Regions from separate parts of the Homo sapiens genome. Here region 1 is linked to region 2. The links are chromatin loops, found by intact Hi-C in ENCODE. Cell type or tissue: PC-3. All regions are shown on one strand. Links, peaks and the distances in the headings refer to the core of each region. The heading gives the core; the rest is flanking DNA. Region 1 overlaps LOC124907827 (a long non-coding RNA gene). Region 2 has its middle 330 kb from the start of DYSF.

Region 1 (5,371 bases), core at 94-5,093, 51 kb before region 2:
ACCACATGATTATTTCAATAGATGCAAAAAAGGCCTTTGGTAAAATTCAACATCCCTTCATATTAAAAACTCCCAATAAACTAGGTATTGAAGGAACAGACCTCAAAATAATAAAAGCCATATATGACAAACCCACAGCCAATATCATACTGAATGGGCAAAAGCTGGAAGCATTCCCCTTGAAAATAGGCATAAGGCAAGGATGCCATCTGTCACCACTCCTATTCAACATAGTATTGGAAGTTCTGGCCAGGGCAACCAGGTGAGAAAGAAATAAATGGTATTCACACAGGAAGAAAGGAAATCAAACTATCTTTGTTTGTAGATTACATGATCCTATATTTAGAAAATCCCATTGTCTCAGCCCAAAAGTTTCTTAAGCTGATAAACAACTTCAGCAAAGTCTCAGGATACAAAATCAATGTGCAGAAATCACTGGCATTCCTATACACCAACAACATGCAAGCCGAGAGCCAAATCATGAATGAACTCCCATTCATAATTGCCACACACACACCTAAGCACACAGCTAACAAGGGAAATGAAGGACCTTTTCAAAGAGAACTACAAAGCACTGCTCAAGGAAATCAGAGATGACACAAACAAATGGAAAAACATTTCATGCTCATGGATAGGAAGAATCAATATAGTGAAAATGGCCATACTGCCTAAAGCAATTTATAGATTCAATGATATTCACATTAAATGACCATTGACATTCTTCACGGAATTAGAAAAAAAGTATTTAAAAATTCATATGGAAGCAAAAAAGAGCCTGAGTAGCCAAGACAATCCTAAGCAGAAAGAACAAAGATGGAGGCATCATACTACCTGACTTCAAACTATACGACAAAGGTACGGTAACCAAAACAGCATGCTATTGGTACAAAAACAGACATATAGACCAATGGAACAGAATAGAGATCTCAGAAATAAGACTTCACACCTACAACCATCTGATCTTCGACAAACCTGACAAAAACAAGTAATGGGGAGAGGATTCCCTATTTAATAAATGGTGCTGAAAACACTCGCTAGCCATATGCAGAAAATTGAACCTGTACCTCTTCCTTACACCATATACAAAAATCAACTCAATATGGATTAAAGACTGAAATGTAAAATCCATTTTCAAACATAGCGCATCATGATGCTAGTTAAGTATCTTAGGTGGGATCCCTAGAAATAGTCACTGAGACAAGGATTTAAATGCAAGCAGGAAAGTAACCCCCAAAGCACCGGGGGGAGGGAAGAAGAGAGACAAAGAAGAGAAGAAGCCGATAAAAGGAGTATTATCAAGTAGCTATCAATGTGGGCAACTGGGGCTCCATCTATGGGAAACTATGGAAGACAGAGTTTTCCAAGCCAGGAGGAAGGAAGCTGGGATATTTATCTTCCATCTTCCCATCTTTCTTTTTCTGAGGGCTACCTCTGGGAGCATTAATTCTCCAGTGTTCTGGCTTGTCCCATGCACAAGCAGAGTCACAGGTTTGTATAGCAGGCAGTCTTTGGTCTGTGGAGGAAGTATTGAGGGGCTTTGGACAGGGGACCAAGAGAGCTTGCTGCAATATGATTTTACAAATAAGGTACATCCTCCACCCTTGCCCTAAACCTCACCAAGAGTCTGATGTGCAATCCAGAGTTAGGAATCACTGTGCTGGTGTGCTATGACAAGGTTTTTGGATAATGCTGGAGATGGTCATTATGAGATGAATAAAAAAAATTAATGAAGTGCCCTGTGGGAGACAGTTTTCCATGGGTCTGTCATGTTTCTGCACATCTTGCCAGGAAAAGCACAGGCTCCTTTTATTCCTGACTACCTTTTCAAGGTTGTTTGCTTAGTTAATAGTTTGAGAAGATAAAGGTATCTCCCTCTGGAGCAAAGGACACCTTTGTTTACTATCCAATATAATAAAGACAAGGCCTTCCTCTGGATCAAAATTTAGGCATTATTATGCCTATTATAAAAGATTCAGGATGCCTAAGCTAGAGATCCCTTCTCTCCTGTAATGCAACCCACTGTGTGTGCAGGCATCACCTGGCCTTCTTTACATTACCCTGTAGGAATTAGGATTCACGGGACTGGTGCCAATGTTGATTCTCTGGTTACTGCTTATTTTTGTGAGTAATGAACTATCCTTTGTCTCTGACCCAGGAGTCTTGTGTCTTCTGCCAGCATCCATGAAACAGTGGCAGCTAGCTTGCTGGCTTGCAAGAAGGACAGAATCTGAGCTCCTTCACAGTTCTTGACACCTCTTCCCTAATCCCCCACCCCAAAGTCCGTGGTCATCATGTAGTTGATGAAAAGAGACATGAGATTTCCTGCTCGGGAGCTCATAATCTACTTGAGGAAATAAGACAAATGAGTAGGAAATAAGAAATTATCTACAACACTGCCTGATGAATAACAGCATAGTCCTTGAGTAGAGGCTCTGAGAGTGGATGGGAGGGAGGGAAGGGTATTTTAGGTGTGAAGAAGATCTGGAGCAAAGCAGGGAGTAAACACAGGGTGTCCAGGACAGTCCTGGGCTAGGTGAGGGTTGGCCCTAACACAGAGAGTCAGGAGTGCCCAGTTGGGGAATGCAGACTGGGCTCTGTGGGTCATGGGGAGTTCTAGAAGCCCCTATATCGTGTTGCCTTTTTTTCTCATGTTCCACCCTTTTTCTTCTCTAGGACTCACTGACCTGACCCCTCCATCTCCCCAACTCACTGTGCCCCAAGGTATCTTGGAAAAATCCCCAAAGAAGATATGGCAGTTTTGTTTGTGTGGCCTGTGAGCTGGGATGGGAGCTGAGTCCAGAGTCCATAAGAGCCCCCACCCACTCTCCTGGGCAGCAACGAAAGACCACCAGGAATGTCCAACAGGGAATAGATTTATGGCCAAGCTAGGAGGAGCATCCCTGTGAAGACACCTACGGAGTCGTTTCGACAGGAGAATTTACAAGCGCCCTCCTTCGCTTGCTACTGAGTGGAAAAATACACTGAGCCCAGAGCAGTGAACTCCTTGCCAAGGCCTGTGACTCATCTCCAAGTCATAAATAACGGGTCCCTCATGACAAAGCAGAGAAGGGAGCCGGGCCCAGGGCCACGTATTTATTAGAAAAGAGAGTGGAACCATTAGTCGGGGGCTTGGTTTCCAGGAAACTCAAACCACACCACAGTAGAGAAGGTCAGGAGGCCCTTCCACAGGAATTCAGACCTGACATTTTTTTCATATTCTCAAACTTTCATGTGGGGAGGAGACCCCTGCTACATCCACCAGAGGCATCCCCTGGCCACCCAGTTCCATGGGCCAGGAGGAGTCTTGCTGTTTCCCAGGCCCTGGGGGCCACTCCACCATCCCCTGCCCCTGATACTTTTGATGGCGACCAGGGGAGGCAGAACCGCCTGTCTCGGTGGCCCCACTGACATCAGGAAACGTTTAGTGCCTGAGAAGTGTGACCTCTGACGAGTTACGACTCCTCCTGAGGCCTCCATTTCACAAACCTTCCAGGACCGCTGTCAGAATGAGGTGGGGGAGTAGACTCAGGACCGTGCAAGCCCATGGGATGAGCTCACAGCCATGAGCGGCATGGTCTAAGGGAAGAAGGAAAGAGAAGAGAAGAGAAAAGTTGGCTCTGCTGGTCTCTCCCTCTGGGTTGTTCCCCTTGTCTCTGTGCTCTTCTCTGTCTCTGATTATAAAGGACTCAGAATCTAAAGGATAATAGATGCAGATGGATGGAACAATAAATCGTGTGGACTGTTGATAAAACCTTTGTGCTTGAAGAAAATACAACTGTGTGTGGTTCTGAGAAGGCTGAACTCATCATCTCCCCCTAAACCCACTCGTGTGTGGTCAACACCACCTCCCTAGTTGTTCAGGCCAGAAAAATGTGTGTCTAGGTTGATACCCCACATCACCCCTACTTCCTGCAGCAATGACCTTTGCTCTCCCCAACTTCTCTTCCTTGGTCCCCACCCCTCCCACCCCTGCCACCCCTCCCACCCCTGCCACCCCTGCCCTGGCTCAGGACACTGACATCCTTCACCCGATAGCATAGGTCTGAGCACATTGCACTCCCAACCCTTTGGTGGCCTCCCCTGATCTTCTGGCTCAAGTCCACTCTCTTCAGACCCCAAATGCAGGCCTGGTGGTGCTATTCCTTCTCTCTTGTTCACGGCTCAAGGCCAGGGGCTGGCGCCTCCTTCTGCATGCTCCTTCCTCAGAGTCCCTGCCCATGCAGACACTTCCCTTAGCCTCCCGAAGCCTTGGTGGCCCCTAACTGCTCGTACTCATCTGTGTCCCCACCCTGGCCATGCACTCCTTCAGGCAGGGGCCATCTTACTCATCTAATCCTTCCTGGCTGCACAGAACCTGGCCTGCAAATGACAGCTGGGGAGAGCTCAAGGAGTGAATGATATGAATGGCTGAAGAGATGAATGAAGTGATGAATCAATCCTGCCTGCATGACAGCTCTTGGCACAGACAGGAATGTGTGCTGCATCTGCTTCCCTGCTCTGAACTGTGCCCTATTTTCATTGCCTTCTTCTGGCCCTAACTAATGACTGGCCTTACACACAGAGGACTAATGGAAGCTCTGTGCGTGGGTCAGCTGTTTGATCTTTGCTACCTCAGCTGTTAGGGAAACTTCACTCTTCTACCCTGATCTATGCTGGGCATTTCAGACACTGCAGGAAGGTCAGGAACATTTATTGTGTTTCCAGGGTCCTGGTTCTGAGATATCGAGGCTGGAAATGCATCCCCCCAGGTGTGTTTCCATGTGCACTGCAATCACAGAGCATGAGCATTGAAGCAGAATGAAATCGCGACACTCAGACCTGAGAAGCGTCACAGGAGTGCTTTGGACCAACATCTTCACTGTACTGATGAGGTCCTTGGAGGCAAGGGCTCGACCTGCAGTCCCCCGTGTTGGTGAGAGGCAGCCCTAGAATCCCAGGTTCCTGACTCCCAGTCCATGCTCACTAGTGAGCCTTTCATGCTCGGCAGTTCCCTCAGCTGTCTCCTCTTGCCACTGCCCCTCCTCCTGATGTTCAGGAGCCCTGGGCTGCTCAAGCTCCCTCTCATTCAGCCAGTGTTGCCTACAAACTCTCTCTCCAGGTATTGCCAGCCTCACTGTTTTCCAGTTCTGTTTATTGTTTATTTTTGCAGATAGTTATCTGCCTCCCATCTAGTATGTGGGGCATAGAATCTATTGCAGGGACAAAGAGACCTCAGCCTTGGTGATAACAGGTTTGGGTCTCAGAATCCCAGGGCTTAGAATCACCTTCTTGGGACTTATTCAAGTCAGCAGGTCATCCAGGTGCATCGCTGATCCTGTTTCAACTTCTCGCAGGCTCAGAAAGGGCTGAGAAGGACCCAGAGTGGAATTAC
Region 2 (5,371 bases), core at 238-5,237:
GCTGGGGACGACCAGACAGCGAGTGCTCCTCAGAGCTGATTGCATTTCCTGGCCTTTGATGCCCAAGATCAAAGCAGGGCCAGGCCATCCTGGCCTCCAGGCCTCCTGGCAGCCTCTCTGCCTGCAGGGTCCAGGCTGTGTGGTCATGGTGGCTGGAGAGGGCAAGGCAGCCTGGCATCCCTGGTAGGCCCAGAGCAAGAGCAAGCTAGAGGACCAGGATGTGGGCTGCGGGGGGCTGCAGCCGTGGATATAGCCCATATCTGCTGTCCACGCATGCCTGTGCTTATCATGCTGGTTCTGTGTCCTCAGATGAGATGTTAAACGTGGAGGTCACTAATGCCCAGGTCGTGGGAACTTGGGAGTTGGGTTCCATATGGCCCAGATCAACTGTTACATGAGCCATGCCTTGGATCCTGCAGCCTGTGGAGATGGCTGGGGGGTCCATCTTGCTATAGCAAGAAAGAGCTGTAACACTGCTGTGCAAGCTGGCCTTTCATGGGATCCTGGCTGGGAGGGCTTCAGGGGTGGTTTGGACAAGGGTCTCCATACACAGACCTTCCTCCCAAGGGTCCCCTAGCTCCCCTTGCTGGCCCAAAGGGCTCCATCCTGGGGCATTTCTAGTACCTTCCTTTTATTTGCACCAGCCTGGGCCCCCTTTGGGGAACTAGCCCTGGGGGTTGCTCAATGATGAGAGGACAGCTGCTTAGGGTCCTGCTCCTAGTGTACAGGGAGGCAGATAAGCCCCTCTTGATGCACTGCAGCGATCTGCAGGAGTTGGTCCCCAACTCCCGGGCAGGTTTCCTGGACGTCTTTGCCTGTTATGCCCTTGTGAGGGCTTCAGGTTCAGACGGCTGCCTCAGCTCAGGCCAGACTCCTTGCCTGGCTTCTTCCACCCAGGTGTCCATCGGGTGGTGCTGACTCAGTTTCCCTTTGATGTGAAGCATGCAAGGGGATACCAGGCAGAGGCTAGCCTGGGGTAGGAGTTGGGCAGTGTGGAGGCTGTGTAAAAAATGCTGGGGAGGCAGAGGCTTCTACAATCACATACCTGCAGGGCCTGGGGGCAGGGTCCTCCCCGTGCAGTGGCGTTGGTGTTCCTGCAGGCCTGCGTGTTGCAGCGGGGCCCTGGCGGCTCCAGTGCCCACCCATGTGGAGAGGATTAGGGCCTGGAAAGATACATTTTCCCCTCTTCCTTCTTGGAAAGAGGATCAAGGGGACCTGGTGACAGCCCAGAGATTCTGGGCGTGTGAACAGCCCCACTTCCGTCCATTTCCCAGGCAGCCTGAGAGATGCACACCATCTGCCCCAGTGCCGAGCCTGGAGCCCCCAGCCCACCCAGAAAAGGAGGCACCAGTCGCCTGCTCTTCCATCCTTGGAGGCCCTGCCCTAAAGGGGGAGCAGAGAAAGTGGACTGGGGGCTTCGTGGAAATAAGGCAGCCGCTGGTGATTGATACCTCCTGGGTTATCTGGAGTGGTTACTCTTAACTCACTGGTTGTTCTTGTATTCTCAGGATGTAATTACATTGTGACTTCCTGGGATAGGAGCCCTGATCGCACCCCTACAAGGTTTCTATAGTCTGGGCTTGGTCTTCAGCCAGCCCCTGCCACTGATTTCTTGGGACCTCTGTTGGGCCTTCCAGAGTTTGAGGCTGAGCACAGAAATAACTGTTTCAGTCTGAGCCATGCCCTTGTGAGCAGGAGTAGCAGTGAAGTGGGTGGGAGCATGGTTTAGGTGGCTAGGAAAGACCCAGGGCTCAGGCACCAAGCAGAATTAGGACTGGGGCAGGGATTTTTAACCTGGGAATACGTGCATGGCTAGCCCCTTCCCCACTGCCAGACCTTATTCTCCCTGCTCTGTGTGATGTGTGTGTGAGTTTGCTTGGGCACACACGCAAGAATGAAATGACACTGGTCATCTTCCCCTCCCCTTGCCTCTCTTCTCCTGTCATCTCCTTCTCCACTCCTGTCCTCTTAGCTCTCTCCTTCTCTCTCTCCCTTCCTTCTCTTCCTTCCTCTCTCTCTCGGATACCTCGGACTGGGTGGTGATATATCTCAATTGCCTATGCCATGCCTATGAATAAGGGGCTAGAAACTGCCGTGCTCGGTTCCCAAGCTTGAGGGAAGGTTGTTTCTTCTCCCTCTCTTCCGAGTCCTCAGCATAGCTGAGTGTGGTGGTACACGGGTCTTGTGGGAGGAGGGGATGTGTCATTGGCCAAGAGTGGGGATTGGAGAACAACTCTGAACTTGGTTTTCATGCTGTTCCTCCAACAGGAACCCTCTTTAGATGTGACTTAGTGTGACCAAAGCCATTCTGCTACCCACCCAACAGGATCCCATTCCTGAGCCATGTAAGCCAGGGCCTTGCCACAGGGTTGCTCAGAGGTAGAACGGGGTGGAGGGAAGTGGCTGAGACCTGACCCATGCTAAGACCTTGTGCCTGGCCCCTTCAGCTGACCCTTCCTGAGATTCCTTGTGTTTGAGTGTGTACACACTTGCATGTTTTCCTGTCTGCACACGAGTCAGCCTGCATGGGCAATTGTGTGTATGTATATACATCCATGCACATGAGTCAGTATAGGGAAAATGTGCTGTGCATACACATACGCACTGTACATGTATGCACGTGAGTCAGTGTGGGGATTACGTGCTTGCGTATGTGGGCTCACAAATGGAAGGCTTGGCTGGGAAACCCAAGTCTCCCTGTCCCAGGCCTCAACCCTTGCTCCCTGGGGCCCTGATGGAGGAGAACAGAGAGTCCCCAACTCTCGCTATCTGGGACAGCGGCTTCTGTTGGATTCCCCCCCACCCCTTTCTTTCTTGACACAAATAGCCTGTGGAACAAAGGGAACTGGGGATTTGGATTATTTACACAGTCAACATTAAGCAAGTTGTGGTCTATTTAAATTCTTCTTTATTAGGCTGGGAAATTCCATGGCAAACACTCAGACAGTAAGGAAACCTCCAACGCAGCAGCTCCCAGCTCCTGCCATTGCTGTGGTTCCCCATCTCCTCTCCCCTGCTCCCACCTCTCTGACCCCTGCTTCCTCCATTCAAGCTCCCTGATATCATGCCAACCCCCTCCACCTGACACAAGCCCTCCAGATTCCCCCTCCATGCCTCCCATCCATTGGCCCAAATTTCCTTTCTTCCATCTCCCTTCCCTCTGCCTCCATTTCTCAAACCTCCACCCCTGCCTCCCACCTTGCTTCTTCTTCCTAGACTTGGGAGGGACAGCTGGAAGCCCAGCCCCACACCCAGCATCCAGTCTACAGGCACAGTGTGCAGAGAGAGGGAAAAAAAGCAAGGCCCGTGAAAGCATGGGAGGAGGCAGGTGGTGGCCATCCCAGTGCAATTCATCAATGTGCCTGGGAGGCTGAGCCTCTCTGCAGCTGACTCTGTGAGACAGTTTGAGTGGGGAAAGAAAGGGTCCTATCTACAGGTAGAGCCACAGGGGTGCTCCATGTCTCCGGTAAATTCAACATAGTGACAGAGTGAGACAAGTTGAGGGATCTGATGCTTATGCTAAAGACAGGGGCCTCTGCTGTCACCCAGGCTGACACTCAGGAGCTCTGTGATCTGGGGCTACAGCAGATGATTTGTCTGGGCCAGAGTGAAGGAGACGCCAAGCATTAGGTTTCAGGGCAGTGAGAAGTCCTGGGTGGAGGTGAGGGGGAAGTTGGGCAGAAGAATGGGAGGCCCCTGAGGCTGCAGGGCCAGAGTGGGGAGGGGCAAGCCACTTGGGAAGGGGTCTGCTGGGTAACCTGGTCCTGAGGTAGCTGCAGCCATGTTAGCTGTGTTCTTCAAGACTTTTTCTATGAGGCCTTAGAACCCAGGCCTGGGACTCGAGTCTGGAGGATTCAAGGAGGCTGATGCTCCCCCGTATAGGGCAGGGAATCACTTCTGCTCCTTCAAAGCTGTCAAAAAGTGGCTTCTGGATGTCTCCAGAGGCAGAGGTTTGCACCACTGAAATGCCCCAGCAGAAGCTGGGCCTTCCCAGAGGGGCTCCTGGTGCGGGTGCAAGGGGCCCTTCAGATCCCTCCCCATGGAGCCAGGCAGGCCTGGGGCAGAGGAGGCGCTGAGCATGGGGAAGCTCAGAGGACTGCGAACTTCCTTCAGAGGGGACCCCCTCCGGACCAAGGGTCTACAGGGTTGGTCTCTTCTCCCTTGGGAAGGGCTCTCCATCATGTCCCTGGGGATGGGCCATACCCTTTCTTTAGCCCTGAGGGCTTTTCCAGAGGAAGACATCATCAGGGGCAGAAGGGAAGCTTGAAAAAAGATGAGAGAAGGGGGTGCTGGGAAGGTGGGGGGTGGGAGAGTATGGATTGAGAACCAACAGAGAGCATCCAGTGGACAGCCCAGCCTCCCATTCTTGAGCAGGGGCCCCTCTGCAAGCCCTCAGCTCCAGAGTGCTCTCCTGTCACTGTACTCACCTCTTTTGAAATAGCTCTTTTCTTGTTTTTCTCTGCAACTAGACTGTGAGCCTCCTGAGAGTAGAGAATACAAAGAATTTGCTTTGTAACCCAGTGCCCGGAGTGTGGGTAACAGCAGGAGCTTGTTCAGTGCTAAATGAGCTCAACAGAACTGCATTTTCAGGGGTGCTGGCTGAGCCCAACCCTCACCTTTCTCCCGTAAGCTCAGCTGTTACTTGCATGCCAGGCACTAGTCTTGGTTTTTCTGAAGCCACAGTTTGCATGACAGGGTGGACAGACCCTGGAAAGCCAGAAAGTGATGCTCTCTGCTTTGGGAGTCTGTCCTGAGCCCTTCCCTGGTCTCGGCCTGCTCTGCCCTTGTCTGGTGACCAGTGGCACATGTGCCAAGGTCTGGGCCTCTATCACCCACTCTGAAGGGGACACATTTGAGAAGCTGAACAGATTCTGCTTGGTGGGCAGTGACTAAGTCTTGAGCTGCCCCAGACAAGCTGGGGGACATCTGCCCCACCCCAGGAGAAAAACTCCTGAGGCTGTGCCCTCCAGGAGGAACCCCCTGGGTGTAAGGGTATTTGTGGCAGCCCAGGGGACTGGGGTGAGAAGCAGGTGGCAAGGCCAGGCAGCTGGTTCACACCTGTGGCAGGAAGTCACTGCCACACACCTTTCTCAGAGGGAGAGCCTGTGCCCATGTGCTGAAACCTTTAGGAGAGGGAGCCCACTGAGGGCTGGGAGGCTCATCTCAGAAATCTCCTGCTGGCAGGCTGTGCTGGGGGAAGGGAGACAGGCCCCAAGGGTTTTGGAAGCACAGTTACCTGAGAAGGGGACTCCACAGGTAAAGGTCACTACACCCTGTAGTCCCTTGCTTTAGCTATTGTTTAAACTGATGTTAGCATTATTGACGAACAGCGCACAAATCCCCCTCCAGGCAGGCAGGGCTCAGGAGAGAA

What was found. Peaks named below come from ENCODE experiments on the same cell type or tissue, not always from the same donor. Only the 100,000 strongest peaks of a DNase experiment are listed, where the experiment ranks them.
Region 1: it touches region 2 in a loop (6-fold over the local background); 3 of 110 quality-filtered maps call a loop at or near these places.

The regions. Positions count from the first base shown.
Region 1 is chr2:71,740,031-71,745,401 of GRCh38, forward strand. LOC124907827 (a long non-coding RNA gene) reads left to right here. Exons shown (of 2, transcript XR_007086966.1): 2 at 2,674-3,751. Among named protein-coding and RNA genes, the nearest start is that of DYSF, 280 kb to the left of the region's middle. In PC-3, for the core only: no CTCF peak of the experiment used is centred there; DNase peaks (open chromatin) are centred at 3,031 and 4,431; H3K27ac peaks cover 530 bases.
Region 2 is chr2:71,790,764-71,796,134 of GRCh38, forward strand. No RefSeq gene overlaps it. Among named protein-coding and RNA genes, the nearest start is that of DYSF, 330 kb to the left of the region's middle. RefSeq lists enhancers at 584-1,571, 3,555-4,166. In PC-3, for the core only: no CTCF peak of the experiment used is centred there; DNase peaks (open chromatin) are centred at 2,608 and 2,878; H3K4me3 peaks cover 392 bases; H3K27ac peaks cover 865 bases.